2 separate regions of the Homo sapiens genome follow, and region 2 is linked to region 1. The links are chromatin contacts, found by Hi-C or POLR2A ChIA-PET in ENCODE. All regions are on one chromosome and are shown on one strand. The core of a region is the stretch at or near the end of the contact, and the rest is flanking DNA. Distances in the headings are between cores, read along the strand shown. Region 1 overlaps ACYP2 (acylphosphatase 2). Region 2 overlaps CIMIP6 (ciliary microtubule inner protein 6).

Evidence for each region. Hi-C counts contacts between places; a loop is a spot of excess contacts on that map. ChIA-PET counts read pairs that join two places held with the same protein, here RNA polymerase II (POLR2A). Pooled maps may share reads with other maps.
Region 2: a loop to region 1 is called in a map of heart left ventricle, with 7 times the contacts of the local background. The contact joins two enhancer-like sites. A Hi-C loop is called at or near these places in 1 of 168 maps with a recorded cell type or tissue (heart left ventricle) and 8 of 50 pooled maps. POLR2A ChIA-PET finds 5 or more read pairs at or near these places in 1 of 52 experiments (activated CD4-positive, alpha-beta T cell).

Annotation. Positions count from the first base shown.
Region 1 is chr2:54,206,059-54,210,270 of GRCh38, reverse strand. All of the region lies in intron 3 of ACYP2 (acylphosphatase 2), which reads right to left. Among named protein-coding and RNA genes, the nearest start is that of TSPYL6, 48 kb to the left of the region's middle. Within about 2 kb of position 1,809, at least 2 of the 41 ENCODE cell types and tissues checked have a DNase peak (open chromatin) inside an H3K27ac peak, as active enhancers do.
Region 2 is chr2:54,358,174-54,361,997 of GRCh38, reverse strand. It overlaps CIMIP6 (ciliary microtubule inner protein 6), which reads right to left. Exons shown (of 5, transcript NM_001100396.2): 4 at 2,924-3,039; 5 at 417-1,795. The coding sequence ends at 1,436. Among named protein-coding and RNA genes, the nearest start is that of CIMIP6, 29 kb to the right of the region's middle. Within about 2 kb of position 1,702, at least 13 of the 41 ENCODE cell types and tissues checked have a DNase peak (open chromatin) inside an H3K27ac peak, as active enhancers do.

The DNA.
Region 1 (4,212 bases), core at 560-3,059:
ATGGGATCTATTTCTCAACTTGGGGAACTCTGCTTTATGATATACATTAGTTTTATCAAGGATTTAAGAGAAAAGGAATGTAGTACCATGGTTCTCTGTTAATTTTTTTTTTTTTTTTTTTTTTTTTTTGAGACACAGTCTCATTCTTGTCACCCAGGCTGGAGTACAGGGGCGCAATCTCAGCTCACTGCAACCTTTGCCTCCCAGGTTCAAGCAATTCTCCTGCCTCAGCCTCCGGAATATCTGGGATTACAAGTGCCCGCCACCATGCCCAGCTAATTTTTGTATTTTTAGTAGAGACGGGGTTTCGCCATGTTGGCCAGGCTGGTCTTGAACTCCTGGCCTCAAGCGATCCGCCAGCCTCAGCCTCCCACAGTGCTGGGATTACAGGTGTGAGCCACTGCGCCGGCCTTGATTTAAATTTTATTTATTGATTGCAAAGTAAGTTTTTTTCCATCCTTGCTTCTGCTTTATTCCTCAACTTCAAAGCTCAACATGGCAGGAATAGAGTGAAGATGGCCAGAAATGGTGGGATGCAATCAGGAAAAGGAACCCCTTTTTTAACAGTCTCTATACTGAATTGTAAATGCTTTCATTTTTTGTCTCAAACTGAACTGTCAGTTTCTGAAGAGATAGGACGGTGCCAACACCTGTTACAACTGAGAAGCGTAATAAATGTTTGCGAAATGAAGGAATGAACCATTCCAGGTCATTTTCTCACTCAGCTTATTCTAGTCTGGTCCAAAGAAAATGAGTCCAAACAATGTCTTAATATTGTTATTTTAAGACATACCTTATAAGAAGTGTACTTGTTGACTGATCAGAGAGTCACACTTGATTATTAAGTGTCAAAATTCTTGGAGACTTACCTGGAGGAGGCTCTCTGAATAAGAAACAATTCTAGGATGGACAGGGTATTCAAATTTTCCAGAGAAAATAAAACATGAACTTTTATCCCCCTTCCATTACAATTATTAACTATAAAATAATAAGTACAACAACCAAGAGTCAGAAAGCAATATGGAATTAAGATAAGCAGTACATTAAACAGCAATATTAAAAATGCATTATTTAAATATATTTTTTTAAATCCAATAGGTCACAAAAATGAAAAGTTTCTCTACTTCCCCCCAATGTCATATTTTAAGAAAACAGATTTTTTTCAGTTTCTGGGTGGTACTAACTGAGAAGCCAGCAAACATTCCTAGCTTCATTCTTAAGAACTGATGAAATACATCTGTAAAAATAAACAGTTTTAAAAGTGGAGCTTGCCAAAAAAAAAAAGTAAAAGCAAAGAATTGTTTTTGTCATTTCCTCAATACTTTAATAAAGGAGAAATCAAAGTAAAATCCAATAAACTTTCTATTACAAATTGCCTCAATGAACATATATGCACACACACACACAATCACACAATTGGGTATGAGGACACAATGCAACAAATGCCTACTCCCATAAAATTTGATTTATGACATAGAATATTATGTAATACTGTATGCATATGACAATTTTTCCTCTTACTTTTCTCTATAACTGAGACCTATACTTAGCCCTGAAAAAAAAAAGTCTCCCTTTTTTTTCAAAATCTAAACTAATTCTTATCAGCAGGCTGTCTAATGACTTAAGTGAATCACTAAGCCACTCTTTCAATTTGGGCTTCTGCAGCAAAGAGGCCTTTGGAGCTAAGAAAATAATTTTTGTTGTATCCTGCTCTTCTGGACAAAAGCTAATTTCCTGCCCAACCCTGGGAGTCACATGATTCCAAGCTAATGGAAAGTCATGTAGAGATCAAGCTCTAACAATTAAAAAGAAACATCCCACCCCCTGCACCCCCGGCTCCCACACCCACACAACAAACCTCCATTTACTATGCTAAGGATTTAAAAAAGAAAAAAGAAAAACATAGATGGAAGTTTCCCACAGAAAGTAAAAATTAGAAATGTAAGACTAAGGGTAGTATGTTATTCACATCAGGATCAAACTGAGAAATCAGAGAGACAGAGGGAAGAAGAGGGGAGGGAAAGAGGAAGAACCACTTTAGGGATATAGGGGGGAAATAAAAAGTTTTTTTTTTTTTAGTGTGAACTGAATTACAGAAGACAAAAACTTGGTGACACACATACAAAAAAATTAGAGGGTGAGTGTGACTGAAGACTCTGACTGGATCTTGAGGGTCAGATGAACAGCAAGCTTGACATCAAGGAACAGCAAATCACATGCAGACCATAACCCAGAGAATACATTTCATGGATCTGTGGGAGGTCCTGGAACACTCTGTGTTATAACAGGCTTAGGATTGCAGAAATTGCACAGGATGAGAAGTTGTTTGACCTTCTCTCTCTAATCTACATTTTGGCCGCTCTTCTAAGTATGCGTTCAAAATTGCCCAATATTGAATGCACACACAGAACTTGAAAGCTGAGTTTCAAAGAACAAACTAGAACAATACCATTGCAGAAGACCGACTCAAAAAATGTTCTGGAAAAAATCCAAACTGATAAGAATCATGGTTCATGGCTTTTGTTTCATGTCCTATTCACTCAATTTTGGAGTGCTACAGTATAATTCACATCTTTATTACTGCAGAGTTGCACTAAATATTGAATCCAAGTTAGTAAAAATGCTAGCTACCATTATCTTTAATTTGGCTTACTGACAATAACATATGCAAGAGGCCTGTGATGTTACATTTTATGTGTCAACTTGGCTAGACTATGGTGCTTAATTGTTTGGTCAAATTTTAGTCTAGAAGTTGCTGTAAAAGTATTTTGTAGATATGATTAACATTTACAATCAGTTGAATTTAAGTAAAGCAAATTACCCTCCATAATGTGGGTGGGTGTCACCCAACCAATTGAAGAACTTAAAGAACAAAGACTGAGGCTTCTGAGAGAGGAAATTCTGCCTCCAGACTACAACATAGAAGTTCTAACCATTTCCAGGCTTCAGAATCAAGACTACAATATCAACTCTTACTTGAATTTCTAGCCTGCCAGCCTTCCCTACAAATTCCAACTTGCCCACCATCATAATTGCATGAGCCATTTCCTCACATTCTCTTTATACACACACACACACACACACACACACACACACATATACATGTTGTATATATGTACATATAATAACTTGAGATATAGGCATATATATACCTATATATCTATATATAGATATCTATATAAACATATATACAGACACATACTTTCCCTCTACATATATACATATATATACATGTACATGCACACATATACACACACACACAATTGGTTCTGCTTCTCTAGAGAACTCTAATACAATGCCCCAAATCATAACAAAAAAATAAATGTACTGCATTCATCCTAATATTATGTAAATTTTATAACTTGAGAAAAACATTGGCTACCATCAAATTTACAAAGTTTTCAAATCACTCAAAAAGCCTGCCCCGAACAATATGGATGGAACCCACGAAAGTTCCCTCTATGGTTTATAGCTTTCATTACACATATTGAGAGTTTAAAACAGATTGCACCCCCTACAGGGGAACATTTAGTTTGCATTTCTAAATTACATTTTGGAGCCAGTAGGTGAATTTTATTTACTCTACAATTATGGAAAAAAATCACAAAGAGGATTAGATTGAGCTAAAGTGAAATGGAGAGTTTACAAAATACTAATAGGCACCTGGCATAAATAAAGGATATCATCATCGAGGACATTATCTTATTTTCAAAGTGCCTTTTAGTACATTCATTCTGAATCAAACACAATAGAGATATCGTTTCTAATTAGACCTTTAGCAAAGTGACAGGCAACCTAATTAAACAAGAACATATGATAACATAATCTGAATAAAAGCATTTTAGAATCACAGGACTTGAAAATAAATTTTAAGTGGATAGGAGAATAATTCAAAGTAGTTTTCCAAGCACGACCAGCAATGGTGGTAAATAACAGATCTAAATTACAATTCATGGTATCTGCCTCTAATGCACAATGTCATTCATTATGAATATTTAAGAAAATTATTTGCAAACAAATAAATTACAACGATATACTGAGCCCAAGGCCCCAAACTTAAAATCCAAATGTCTTCAAGGACAGGGGAATTAACAAAAATATGGAAAGTTTCAGGTATAAGAGGGTGAGGAGGCAGTGTGCATGCCCCATCAAAAAGCAAGCTTACATTAAAATAATGCAGTAACTTTATTCCTTCTCAAAAGAATGCATCAG
Region 2 (3,824 bases), core at 453-2,952, 150 kb before region 1:
AAATTTTCTTGCTATCTTCCTGGTTATATGAGTGGAGTGGAGTCTGCCTTGTACTGACAGGCCAGCCATTTGAGAGTTCTAGCTTTATGCAGATTTCAATTCTATCTTTCTACTTTGGAGGACATAAGTTTCCATCCCTGTTCCAATGAGGATAAAAATTCAAGTCCCTAGGCTTTAAGACCTTTTTCCAAACATGCTAACAACCTCTCCCTTCCCTGTCTTCATACCAAAACTTGCATTCTAATTTTTCCAATTTTATAGTAGTATACCTATGGTGTTGAAGACTATGGAGCTATTAAAATAACAAGGTTGCCTACATATGTTGACAAGGAAAGATCTCCAAGATATACATTGGAGATATATATGTGGCAAGAACTAGAAGTCCCCAACACAAAAAAATATAATGACATTCATTATTTTGCAGTTTATCACAATTTCTTTAATGGAGAATAAATGGATAAAGATATAGCTGTAGTCTTATCAATACTGCAGATAATAGTGAGCAGCTGATATTTCCCAATGGAAATTTGTAAATACTCTTTATAACAGAGGAATACTCCACCTACTTCCACTTGTATGCAATATAACATATCTTATAATAGATACATTTTGGCACACCAAACACACCAAATTGGAAGTAGAATTAATCCTTACCAAACTCATCCAAAAAGCAAAGGTTGAGTTGGTGCTAGAAATGATCTGAGTAAAATAGAAAACAATTTAGAAAATACTTCAATATTCTAAGTACCCATATGTCTTTGAATTAAGTGTGTATGTGTCTGTGCATCTTGTACTGGCAGAAGTATTTTTAGATTTTCACACTTTTAATTATATATGGAGGAGTTCTAAGTTTTAGAATAATGAGGAAAAATTAAATATATAAGAGAACATTATCCTTAAATTGAAAATTGAATTATAGTAGCAGTGATGATATGATTACATTGACCACTTACTGATCAATGTGCATAATCACATCCTCAATAATCTTACGAAGTTGCTATTTTCCTAATTTTACAGTTGAGAAAACTGAAGTCTAGAGAGGTTAAGTTACTTACCCAAGGTCACACAGCTCAAGGAATGAAGTGAAGCCAACATTCCAACTCTAGTTTGTTTGATTCCAAAGCTGTCCACTCATGTCTAACAGGGCCTCTCTTCTAAAAGTATTATATTTGTTAATTACGATCATGTGTTGTGCAAAACAAAGTTGTGTTCATAAAGAATGTGACATAGAAATAATGTCTCACTCCACTTATTGGAGACCACTCTTATTAATAACATTTGGTTGTATTTTAATTGTCTTTTTTCTCTTTTTCCATTTACATAAATTGTATGTTCTGAAGTTACTGATAACAGAAAAGTAAATGTGAGGGCCAAGATGATGATTGTGAAATTTCCCTATATTCCAGGGATTAGATTTTTATCTGAAGAAGGTAATTTATTCTGATTTTTTAATTGGTGGATTTAAAGGCTTGTGCCTAGTGAAAAGAGCATCTCCTACAGTTGTTTGAGTGGCGCCTGAGGTCTTTTCTCTGCTCTCAGGAGTGCTGGGGCATGCCTTGGCTGCCTGTCTGACGTCTGTTTCTGATAAGTGAGTTTTAGGCTCTAACAGCTCCTGAGAATTTTGTTGGCAGAGACCTGGTGAGATCATTCTGCTTTCCGCTGAGTTTCCTTTCTCTGTTTTTTTGGACTGTTCTGATGAACGTGACCCTGGAGTGTTCAGTAATACCTCTGCTCCTTTAGGAACTGTTGGCCTACTGCCTGGTTTTATCTCTCTCTGTACAAAAGCTCCGTGTCTCTGGAAAAGAAAACAAAGTCGACATTAACCAGGAGAACGCAGATTGCTGGAAGATGCAGCTGTGAACTGAATTTGTGCGTTAGCTCAAGTCCTAGTCAGTGATGCAGGCACTTCTCTGCCTCTTCATTGGTGTCACCTCAGTCCCAAACTAGACACCACCATATATGGGTGAACCTTTTAAATTATAAAATAGGGTGCATCAGAAAATGAACAGGAAGGAAAAAGGCAGAATGTCAAAGAAGTAGCAGCTCATCTCCCATTCTCAACTTTTTTATCATTTGGACTGTTTAAGACTATTCACATCAAATTTCATTTCTTGCTCTAAAGATTGCTATGGATACAACAAAAACTACAGTTCATAGACCTAAGAATTTATGATTGCATCCCAAATGCCTATTAACGCTGATGAAAAGCTAAGTAATAATAAAATATGAAAGCAAACATCTATAGTTGGAAAAAAATCCAATAATTGACAATTACATTTCTATTTGGCTTTATAAACCTTACATGCATCTCCCTGCCACACACATGTATTAAGCATATCAAAACATTTGTCAAACTGCTTTGATATTATTACTATTATTATTATTATTATTATTATTATTGTTATTAGAAATGAGACTTGCTATGTTGCCCAGGCTGGCCTCAAACTCAAGTGATCCTCCTACCTCAGCTTCCAGAGTAGCTGGGACTACAGGCGTCAAGTCACTGTGCCCAGCATGCTTTGATATTATTTTACACAAATTATTTCAATAATTTAAGTAGACCAAATTCCAAAGACTGATTCAAATTATTATGTTTGGATTGATTGATTGAGATGAGGTTTCATTGTGTCACCCAGGCTGGAATGCAGTGGTGCAATTACGGCTCACTGCAGCCTCGAACTCCTGGGCTCAAGCAACTCTCCCACCTCACCCACCTGAGTAGCTGGGACTACAGGTGGCACCACCATACCAGGATAGTATTATTCCTTACATTTTACTATGGTATGTGGCTAACATTCTATCCTATTAATAACTGAAGTAGTTTGTTTAAATAGACAGAAAGATAATTATGACTTGAAAAAGCTTAAAGTTCTACAAATCTACTCTGTCTTAAAGTATTAAATAATTCTAAATACTGCCTCACCTTTCCCTGGAGAGGCTCATTCGGAGTTTTTCTGGCATCATATTGATGTATAAAAGAGATGTATTCTATAAAATTGTTTTGAAGTTCTGCTGATGTACCAGGAGAGGCAAGTGGTACTAAAAAAAAGATTTTGTGAAGTCAGGACAAAAAATTAGATTTGTTTATGGACATATAATCAGTATTAATAATATAAAATATGGTAACAAAACTAAATTCTTGAAGTATGCAAGATTATTTACACAATCTAAATAATAAATAGAATGGATTCACCATTCTTTCTTCATGAAAAGAGCCAAATCAAAACAACCAAATTAGCCCCACGTGTGGAATTATTAGTAATTTTTAAAACTAAAATTAATATTAATACAACAATATGGTCAGGCATGGTGGCTCATTCCTGTAATCCCAGCATGCCCTGGGAGGAGGCCAAGACAGGAGGATTGCTTGAGCCCAGGAGTTTGAGGACTAGCCTGGGGAACATGGTGAAACCCCATCTCTACAAAAAATAAGCCAGGCGTGGTGGCATGTGCCTATAATCCCAGCTGTTTGGAAGGCTGAGGTGGGAGGATCGCTTGAGCCCAAAAGTTCAAGGCTGCAGTGAGCCATGACTGCACCACTGTGCTTCAGCCTGGGCGAAAGAGAGATCTTGTCTCATTAAGGAAAAAAAAAAAAATTGTTAGATATGCTTTTTACACAGATACCAATACATTTTAGGGAAAACATAACTATAATTTGTTAACTTTTCACGACTAGAAAGAGTATGAGAAATTCTATGTTGAATCTATAGTTTGGCCAGTGGCTGTGGCCACAGGGTAGAAATTGTATGCCGAAGCTAGCACTAATGGAATTGGAAGACTCTAGGGCTGCTGCAGTTGTAGTTGAACACATAATTCTTTTCATT